2 separate regions of the Homo sapiens genome follow, and region 2 is linked to region 1. Evidence: read pairs that join two places in POLR2A ChIA-PET (ENCODE). Cell type or tissue: MCF 10A. All regions are shown on one strand. Links, peaks and the distances in the headings refer to the core of each region. The heading gives the core; the rest is flanking DNA.

What was found. ChIA-PET counts read pairs that join two places held together with the same protein. Peaks named below come from ENCODE experiments on the same cell type or tissue, not always from the same donor. Only the 100,000 strongest peaks of a DNase experiment are listed, where the experiment ranks them.
Region 2: POLR2A ChIA-PET joins it to region 1 with 7 read pairs; 20 of 35 experiments call an interaction of 5 or more read pairs at or near these places.

What each region holds. Positions count from the first base shown.
Region 1 is chr20:4,074,235-4,079,614 of GRCh38, forward strand. No RefSeq gene overlaps it. Among named protein-coding and RNA genes, the nearest start is that of RNF24, 61 kb to the left of the region's middle. RefSeq lists enhancers at 215-1,414, 828-1,122. In MCF 10A, for the core only: no CTCF peak of the experiment used is centred there; a DNase peak (open chromatin) is centred at 2,607.
Region 2 is chr20:4,023,662-4,029,041 of GRCh38, forward strand. It overlaps the pseudogene FTLP3. Among named protein-coding and RNA genes, the nearest start is that of RNF24, 11 kb to the left of the region's middle. In MCF 10A, for the core only: a CTCF peak has its summit at 2,504; a DNase peak (open chromatin) is centred at 2,800.

The sequences.
Region 1 (5,380 bases), core at 104-5,103:
CCAAGGTTTGTAGCAAAGTGCAAATTGCATGCAAATGGATCCGCAAAAGAGACTTGGGACCCAGGGACAGCTGGCTTGGATGAACCAAAGGGTTTTTGTGCCAGTTTGCCCAGCCCTGAGTCATGGTTCCCTGCTGGATGTGAGAAGAGGCACTACAGCTCCAGAATTTCTATAAAGGAGGCTCTGGGATTGGGGGTGAGGCACAATCTGGCTGGGAAGGTGAGAAGCTGTGGAAAGTCACCCAACTGCCTGGGAGCCACGCACTTTTTACTAACTGTATGTTTTCAGCGGATGGCTTTGACTCTCAACTTCCTCTCTAATCTGTCAATGTGACAGCAAGAACCAATGTCACTTTAACAACCCCCATGCTCAATTATTTGACTACCTCTCTCTGACTTGATCATCTGTTTTGGAATTTTGTAAACCACTCCTCCCTTCTTGCCCCTTTACCACCTGAGTTCAACTGTTCTTTTTATGCCTGATGGAATTTGACATTCTTTCCATGTACTTGCCTGGTCCTATTGTCCCAACGACCAATGCAGACCTCCTCCTGGAGCTCCAGGCTGAAGTAGCCCGGTGTCTCCTAAACAACTCCTGTGGTTGTCTCCCAGGGACAGCAAGCTGAGCAGATCTGAAATGGAACTCATTCATGGTCCTCCAACACTCAGTTCTCTGCAACCAGTATCCGCCATTACAATAAAATGGTGACCCCATCCAACCAGTGGACAAGCCAGAAGGCTGAGGTCAGCTTGGACACCTCCCTTACCCTCATGGCCCTCATGCAATCTATCTCTAAGACGAGTCCTCTTGTCTCAAAGCTCTTGTCTGACACCTTGACTACTTCAGTGGCCCGTAACTGGTCTCCCTGCTCCCTCTCTTACTATCCTCCCAGCCCTCCATCCTCATCTCCTCCAGTCCGCATTCAGAAGTCACGTGTCTCTATTCTGATGCAATTGTCTATCTGTATGACACTGGAAAACTTGCTGCCTTAGTTCTCTATTGGTCAAAGTTGGTCTGCAGACTTGCCAAAGACCAGAACAGATGAGTTTCTGGGGTGTCATGACCCCAGGGCACCAGCTGTGTTCTGGATAGAGAGAATCCCACAGTGGGGTAGGGAGGCCCCTAGGGTCCAGGAACTGCAGTGTAAGCGGTCGCAGCAGTTCTGCTCCCCCTTGGAGTCTTCAGCTTCCAGGTCTTTGCAGCCTGCCTGAGACTTCCTGCCATCAAGAAGGAAGAAGTGTTTGCAACCCACAGCCAAAACTTATGTCTGTTCTGATTCCTTTCCCCTTCTCCCCACATACCAAAATAGGCTTACTCCTTTCTCAATCCAGAACTTCAAACCCAACCCAGTCTTCAAACCCAACCGAGGCTGTCACCACTGTGAATGTTCATGTATTGATTTAAAAAAAAACTTTAAATTTTGAAATTGTTAGAAATTCACAGAATTGCAAAGATAGTACAGAGAGGACCCATGAACCCCTCACCCTGTTTCCTTCAAAGATTACATCTTAATTAACTATAATATAACACCCAAACTGGGAAGTGACATTGATACAATGTGTGTATAGTTCTATGTTATTTTATCACTTGTGCAGGTTTGTGTAACCACCACCCTGCCAAGATCCAGAACTGTTCCATCACCATCAAGATCTCTCTCTTGCAACTCCTTCAGTCTCACCCTCCTCTCTCCCCACCATCCCTAAGCACTGGTAACCACTAATGCGTTCTCCATAGTTTTGTCATTTTGAGAATGTTATATAAATCGAAGCATACAGTATGTGACCTTTCGTGATTTTCTTTTCCCCACTCAGATTCGTGCCCTTGAGATCCATCCAGGTTGATGCATGTGTCAATAGTTTAATTTTGGGTGGTAATCTCTGGTGTAAATATACCACAGTTTGTTCAATCATTCACTTATTGTAAAACATTTTGGTTGTTTCCATTCTGGTACTTGTGTGGCCATAGCCCTATTTCTCTGGGATAAATGCCCACAAGTGCATTGCTGGGCTGTATGGTCACTTTATGTTTAGTTTTTAAAGAAACTGCTCAACCATTATCCGGAGTGGCTCTATCATTTTATATTTTCACTAGTAATGGGTGAGAGATTCAGTTCCTTCACATCCTCTCAAGTATTCGATATGTTCACTATTTTTAATTTTTAGCTCTTCTAATAGGTGTGTAGGGATATATCATCATGGTCTTAATTTGCATTTTCCTAAAGACTAATGATGTCGAGGATCTTTTCATGTGCTTATTTGCCATTGTATAGCCTCTTCGATAAAATATCTCCTCATATCTCTTGCCTATTTTCTAATTAGATTATTTGGTTTTTTTTTAACTGTTGAGTTTCGAGAGTCTTTCTATATTCTGATACACATCCTTTGTCAGATACGTGGTCTGCAAATATTTTTTCCTAGGTGTAGCTTGTGTTTTTATCTTCTTAAGAGGGCCTTTTGTAGAGAAAAGTTTATTCATTTTGATGAATTCCAATTTATTGATTTCGATGTTGTGGGGACAAGAGAGGCTTTATTTTAAATGCTAATCCAGTGACTAACCACAAGTCCGGGAATGCCTCCAACATGTCTAGCTGATGTATTACTCTTTATGTGGAAACACCTAATGATTGTAAGTTTCCTCCAAAACAGCTCTTGATGCTGTTGCAGAAGTCATAGGCTGTGACACTCATAGCCAACTACACATTCCTTTCAGAGCACGTATACTTTTCCCCCAAGATGTAAGCCCCCTGCCTGGGGAGGTGTGGTGTAGAGATCTACCTGTCTTGTGGTGGCCCAAGACCAGACTTCTGTCTATAAGTTGCCCCTAATAAGCCACCTTATACTGACAAATGGGATTTGCCTGCCTCCTTCTTTGGTTTCTTGGCTTCTTTGGCATTTGAGGACTGCTTTGCATGTGCGGCCCTTTCATGGAACAGGTGTCATGTATAAGAACTCTTCACTAAGCCCTAGGTCCTGATGATTTTTATGTTTTCTTCTAAAAGTTTTATAGTTTTATGCTTTTTTTTTTTTTTTTTTTTTTTTTTTTGGTGAGACGGAGTCTCGCTCTGTCACCCAGGCTGGAGTGCAGTGGTGCGATCTTGGCTCACTGCAAGCTCCACCTCCCGGGTTCATGCCATTCTCCTGCCTCAGCCTCCCGAGTAGCTGGGACTACAGGTGCCCACCACCACGCCTGGCTAATGTTTTGTATTTTTTTTTTTAGTAGAGACCGGGTTTCACAGTGTTAGCCAGGATGGTTTCGATCTCCTGACCTCATGATCTGCCTGCCTCGGCCTCCTAAAGTGCTGGGATTACAGGCGTGAGCCACCGCGCCCAGCAGATATAATTCTTCTTTAGCCTATTGATATGATGAGTTACAGTGATTTATTTTTAATACTGAACAAGCCATTAATACCTGGAATAAGCCTCATCTGGTTATAATCTCTCTCTTTAATATGTTTATTATACATAATGTGTATATGTGTGTATTTTAGTATATTGCTGAATTCTATTAGTTAATATTTTGTTAAGGACATTTTCATCTGTATTCATTGGGGATATTGGACTATGGTTTTCTTTTTTGTACTTTGCCTTGTTTTGGTATTAGAGTAATATTGGCTACATAAAATGAATTAGGAAACATGCTTTCTTCTTCTATTTTCTGGAAGAGATTGTGTAGAACTGGTGTTAATTTTTCTTTAAACATTTGGTATAATTCGCCAGTGAAATCATCAGGGTTGAAGATTTCTTCTTTCATTTTAATAGTCTTAAAAATTTGAATTCAATTTTCCTTAGAGTGAAAGGGCTACTCAAATTATTCACTTCATATTGGGCAAATTGTGCTTGTTTGCGGTTGTTGAGGAATTTGTCAATTTCATTGAAGTTGTTAAATGTATGTGTGTAGCGTTGGTAGTATTATCTTATTCTTTTTTTAATGTCTTTGGGGTGTTCAGTGATAACAACAGATACCTGTTTCTTTCCTGAAATTCGTAACTTGTGTTTTCTTTCTTTTTTCTTTTGTCAGTCTTGCTAGAGGTTTGTCCATCTTATTGATCTTGTCAAGGAATCAACTTTTTGTTTTATTGCTTTTCTATATTGTTTTCTGTTTTTACTTTCATTGATTTCTGCTCTTATTATTTCCTGATTTCTGCTGAATTTGGGTTTATTTTGCTCTTCTTTTTCTAGTTTCTTGAGATGGGAGATTAGATTATTGATTTGAGTTTTTTCCTCATTTCTAATGTAAACATTTAGTTTCACAAATTCCCCCTTAACACTGTTTTAAGTGTGTCCCACACATTTTGGTACGTCGTATTTTCATTTTCATTTAGTTCACTGTATTTTTTTTAATTTCCCATGAGCCTCCTCTTTAACCCAAGGATTAAAGTGTATTGTTTTATTTCCAAGTGTTTGGAGATTTTCCTGTTACCTTTCTGTTATTTGTTCCATGTGGTCAGAAAACACAGTATGATTCAATTCTTCTACATTTGTTGAGGTGTATTTTATGGTCCAGGATATGGCCTATCTTGATATATGTTCCCTGGGTGCTTGAAAAGAATGTGGTTTCTGCTATTTTTGGGTGGAGTGTTCTATAAATGTCAGCTGGATTCTGTTGTTTGATGGTATTGTTGGTGTCTTCTATATCTTTGCTGATTTTCTGTCTGGTTGCTCTATCAATTGCTGAGAGAAAAATGAATTCTCCAACTACAATAATGCATTTGTCTATTTCTCTTTTCAATTTGATCAAGTTTGGCTTCACATATGTTGCAGCTCTGTTGTTTTGTGCATACACATTTAGGATTGCTATGCCTTCTTGGTGGATTGACCATTTTATCATTGTAGAATGGCCTTGGTAATTTTCTTTGCTCTGAAGTCGCGTTGTCTGACATCAATATAGCCACTCTCGCTTTCTTTTGATTTATGTTTGTGGTGTAAAACTGATCTTTTTAATTTTTAAATTTAAATTTAAATTTTTATTTAGAGACAGGGTCTCACTCTGTCACCCAAGCTAGAGTGCAGTGGCACAATCATAGCTCCCTGCAGCATCAAACTCCTGGGCTCAAGTGATCCTCCTGCCTCAGCCTCCCAAATGGCCAGGATTACAGGTGTGAGCCACCACGCCTAGCCATCTTTTAACTTTCAATTTACCTATATTGTTACATTTGAAATGAGTTCTGTGTAGATAGCATATAGTTGGGTCATGTTTTAAATCCTCTCTGTCAATCTCTGTATTTTAATTGGTATGCTTGGGTAAATTTATATTTAATGGAATTATTTATATGTTAGGAATTAAGTCAGCCATTAAATTTTTAAGTTTTCTATTGTTCTCTTTGTTTTTTCTTTCCTGCCTTTCTACGGGACACTTGAATGTTTTCATTCATTTTGATTTA
Region 2 (5,380 bases), core at 141-5,140, 51 kb before region 1:
AGAAAAAGGCAAGTTGGAGGAAACCAAGATTTATTTTTAAGAATAAGAGGTGATAGGCAGTTCGGCGGTCCAGTGGGTCTGTCTCTTGCTTCAACAGTGTTTGGACGGAACAGATCCGGGGACGGTCTTCCAGCCTCCGACCGCCCTCCAATTTCCTCTCCACTTGCAACCTCCGGGACCATCTTCTCGGCTATCTCCTGCTTCTGGGACCTGCCAGCACCGTTTTTGTCGTTAGCTCCTTCTTGGCGACCAACCATGAGCTCCCAGATTCGTCAAAATTATTCCACCGACGTGGAGGCAGCCGTCAACAGCCTGGTCAATTTGTACCTGCAGGCCTCCTACACCTACCTCTCTCTGGGCTTCTATTTCGACCGCGATGATGCGGCTCTGGAAGGCGTGAGCCACTTCTTCCGCGAATTGACCGAGGAGAAGCGCGAGGGCTACGAGCGTCTCCTGAAGATGCAAAACCAGCGTGGCGGCCGCGCTCTCTTCCAGGACATCAAGAAGCCAGCTGAAGATGAGTGGGGTAAAACCCCAGATGCCATGAAAGCTGCCATGGCCCTGGAGAAAAAGCTGAACCAGGCCCTTTTGGATCTTCATGCCCTGGATTCTGCCCACATGGACCCCCATCTCTGTGACTTCCTGGAGACTCACTTCCTAGATGAGGAAGTGAAGCTCATCAAGAAGATGGGTGACCACCTGACGAACCTCCACAGGCTGGGAGGCCCAGAGGCTGGGCTGGGCGAGTATCTCTTCGAAAGGCTCACTCTCAAGCACGTCTAAGAGCCTTATGAGCCCAGCGACTTCTGAAGGGCCCCTTGCAAAGTAATAGGGCTTCTGCCTAAGCCTCTCCCTCCAGCCAATAGGCAGCTTTCTTAACTACCCTAACAAGCCTTGGACCAAATGGAAATAAGGCTTTCTGATGCAAAAAAAAAAAAAAAAAAAAAAAAAAAAAGAATAAGAGGTGATATTACACCCATGAAACAAGAATAAGATGCTATTTTGAGACAAGAAACAAAAAATAAGCTTTAAAATAAACACACACACATACACACACATACACACAACAGCAGAAATGAAAAATTCAATGGATGGCTTGAGAAAAATGTCTAGAATATCTCACAGAAAATAGATCTGAAAGACAAAACAATGAAAAACAGGAAAGAAAAGATGAGGAATGTAGGGGGAATAGTCCAAAAGGTTTAACATCTGAATAACAAGCATTTCAGAAAAGGAGGGAAGGAAATCATCAATGTGATAATTCAAGAAAAATTTCCCAAATTGAAAAACATAAATTGCCAGGTCAAAAGGGCTCACCGTTTGCCTAGTTTAACCAAGGCACATAATTGTGAAATTTCACAGCCCTAAGGATAAAGAGATGATTCCACAAGCTTGAACAAATAAAAGAATAAGTCATATACTAAGTCTTAAGAATCAGCATGGCTCCAGACTTCTCTTCACTGGAATTGTTCCAGCAACACTGGAAGGTAGAATACTAGAGTAATATCTTCAAAATTCTGAAGAAAAATTGTTTCCAATCTAGAATTCTATATACAGTGAAACAATCAAGAAATGAGTGGAATGAAGACAATTTCAGATATGCACATCCCATGTTTCCTTTTCTGGGAAGTAATTTAAGGATGTGCTCCACCAAACCAAGGGAGTAACCCAAAGAAAAAGACACAACATGTGGGAAATGGGAGATCCAACACAGGGGAGAGGGATGAGGAATCCCTATGAGGCTGAGATGATGAAACTTGGAGGATTGGAGCAGAGAGACTCAAGAGATAGATATGTTAAAGACTGTCATCACCAAAGTGACTACTGTCATATTGCCATCTTTATAGCCACTTTTTGTTAGAAGCACAGACTTTTGAGGTAAATTAGATAAAGGACAGAGATCCCACATACTGTTGGAAAGAGGACTGGCCTAATACTGTTGAGGCTTGGGTTCTAGTCCTGACTTACTCTTGAAGTAGGTATAAGATCTGGGTATGTCATTTTTCCTCCCTGGATCTCAGGATTATCCTCTCTACATGTCAAGGATAGGCTAAGTGAATTACATGTATTTTTAAGGCTATTGTGCCTTAGTGACATGTATTCTTCATGGCACTGTATACGGTTATATGGCTTTTGAAAATGCAGAGTCATGTAACTACCTCCACAGTCATGCTACAGAACAGTTGCATCACCCCCCAAAAATCTCTCATAGCTCCCCTTTGCAGTCAGCCTCTTGCCTCCCCCTTAACCCTGTCAACCACTGACCTTTTCTCCCTCCCTATAGTCTTACCTTTTCTAGAACGTTAGATAAATGCAGTCATACAGTATGAAGCCTTTCAGATCTGGTTTCTTTCATTTAACACAGTGCATTTAGTTTTATGCACTAACCAGCAATTACCACTGATCTTGTTTTCAGTTCTCTCCCAAAGCAGATGCTAAGACAAGAATTCAAGTGCAAGTAGTTTATGTGGGAGGTGATCTCAGGAAGCACCAGTTAGCGGAGTGAGACAGGGAAGGGAAAGAAGCCAATACAGGATATGTCAGCAAGCAAGCTACCACTGTGGGAAACAAGCTCACCCTGCTGGAGACTCTGGGATCCAGTGCAGAGCACACATCTCAGCTCTATCCAGCCCAAGGAGCGAAAAAGCTGGGATTTTTATCTACCAACTCCCTGTCCATCAGTGGTTGAGTGCTACTTCTTAGGGCCTTCACTCTCCAGCACTTCTGGCTTGCCCTGTGCACAGACCAAGCATGTTCCTGTGACTAGAAATAAAAGCCCCCAGGCAGAAAGCAACAGATGTTCACATTAAGCAGCTTTCCATGTGCAGGGGCGAATGCCAAGGGTGATGTGTAAGACACTGGCAGCGTCAGCTGCTTCCAACCCAACCCAAATATTTTTATTGTTGTATGTGAAGGGAAGCAAATATATACTATAAATTCTTAAATTCATTCTGCTGGATAAAGAGAGAAAAGTCCTGGATTTCTTCTCAATAGGCCAATTTTAAAGGCTACTTTTCATATATAGGATGGGCAAAGCACTTTTAAAAACATTTATCTTAGATTTTCACTGTATTTATGGTTTACAAGGGTGCTTTGCATGTAAAACTTAATGTTTAAATAGCACAAGCTCATACAGTCCATATTCAATCCCTCGATTATTAATACAAAACTCAATTCAAGCAAAGACAAAGGATATAACAGAAGCTAAATCCAACTTGTGAATAATGAGAATAATTGATTTGTTTAGGTTCTATTATTCAGAAAGTTATGTCTTTGTTTTTTTTTTTTTTTTTTTTTTTCCAGGCAGGGTCTTGCCCTGTAGCCCAAGTTGGAGAGCAGTGGCACAATTATGGCTCACTGCAGCCTTGACCTCCAGGGCTCAAGGATCCCCATGTAGCTGGGACCAGAGGCACACGCCACCATGCCTGGCTAATTTTGGTATTATTTTTTGTAGAGATGGGGTTTTGCCATGTTGCCCAGGCTGGTCTCAAACTCCTGGGCTCATGCAATCCACCTGCCTTGGCCTCCCAAAGTGCTGGGATTACATGCGTGAGCCACTGCGCCCAGCCAGAATGTTATGTTTTAAATTTATCTGTGTTATCAGTTGGGTCTCTTTGCTTCTTTAAAGAAAATTTAATATTTAAATTAACTTTTTTTTTTTGAGATGGAGTCTTGCTCTGTTGCCCAGGCTGGAGCGCAGTGGCGCGATCTTGGCTCACAGCAACCTTTGCCTCCTGGGTTCAAGCAATTCTCCTGCCTCAGCCTCCCGAGTAGCTGGGATTACAGGCATATGCCACCATGCCTGGCTAATTTTTGTATTTTCAGTAGAGACGGGGTTTCGCCATGTTGGCCAGGCTGGTCTCGAACTCCTGATCTCAGGTGACCCACCCACCTCGGCTTCCCAAAGTGTTGGGATTACAGGCATGAGCCACTGCGCCCTGCGATTAACTTATTTTTTATACATCTAAAATGTACAAGTGCAGTTTTGTTACATGGATATATTGCATGGTGGTAAAGCTTTTAGTTTACCACTGAGATGTATTCTTTGTATCCTGTCTCTGGCAGTCAGCTCACAGTGTATTCTTTGTATCCTGTCTCTGGCAGTCAGCTCACAGAAATCCTCGCTGGCTCCAGCCACACCCAGGATTGTGTGATTCCTTGGGGGCTGGCTGCCGCTCCTGTGTGCCTCTTGACGCCCAGTGTATTCCAAGGTCCTGTGCTGGGCCAGGGGAACTTAGTAGATTATCTAAGGCACTTCTTTATTTTTGGGTTATTCTCAGGTGTGCACAACTCATTCTTTTACTTCCACACTTTGCTGGCTCTTGGCAGCCCTGGCAAGGCTGTCTCAACCTGCCTCATGTGCACACAGCTATCTCTATTTGGGAGTCTAACTGCCACCCTAAGCTCTATCCAGGGTTCTCACTGTACTTACATCCCCCAAACCTGAATGGGTTTCTTCCTTCTTTCCTTCCTTCCTTCCTTCCTTCCTTCCTTCCTTCCTTCCTCTCTTTCTCTCTCTCCTTCCTTCCTTCTCCCTCTCTCTTTCTCTCATCTCTCTCCTTCTCTCTTTCCCCCTCCCTCCCTCCCTCCCTCCCTTCCTTCCTTCTCCCTCTCTCATCTCTCTGTCTTTCTCTCTTCTTCTGTCTTTCCCTTCCTCCCCTCCCCTCCCTCTCTCCCTCCCTCCCTCCTTCCTCCTCCCTTCCTTCCTCCTCCCTTCCTCCCTCCCTCCCTCCCTTCCTTCTTTTCAAGACAGAGTTGCCCAGGCTGGAGCGCAGTAGCACAATCTTGACTCACTGCAACCTCTGCCTCCCAGGTTCAAGCAATTCTCCTGCTTCAGCCTCCTGAGTAGCTGGGATTACAGGTGTCCACTACCATGCCTGGCTACTTTTTGTATTTTTTTGTAGAGATGGGGATTTCACCATGTTAGTCAGGCTGGTCTCAAACTCCTGACCTCAAGTTATCTGCCCACCTCAGCCTCCCAAAGTGCTGCTGGGATTACAGGCATGAGCCACCACACCCGGCCCAAGCTCTTTTCCTTAGACATCCACCATCATGTGACTCTCCTTACTACTGAGTTTGGGGATTTATTCTGTATATGTGGGTGAATGCTTGCTCTCAAATGCATTCTTTCAAATCCGTTATATTGTCTACACCTATATTCCTCTAGGTTTCTTTCTAATGAACTTTCTTTAAAATTTACTTTTAATTTTGAGACAATGGTAGATTCACATGAAGTTATAAGAAATAATACAGAACAATTCTGTATAGCCTTCACCCAGTTTCCCCCAATGGTAACATCTTGCATAACTATACCATAGTATCATAGCCAGGAGATTGACACTGATAACGTCAATCTTATTCCATTTTCCCTAGTTTTATA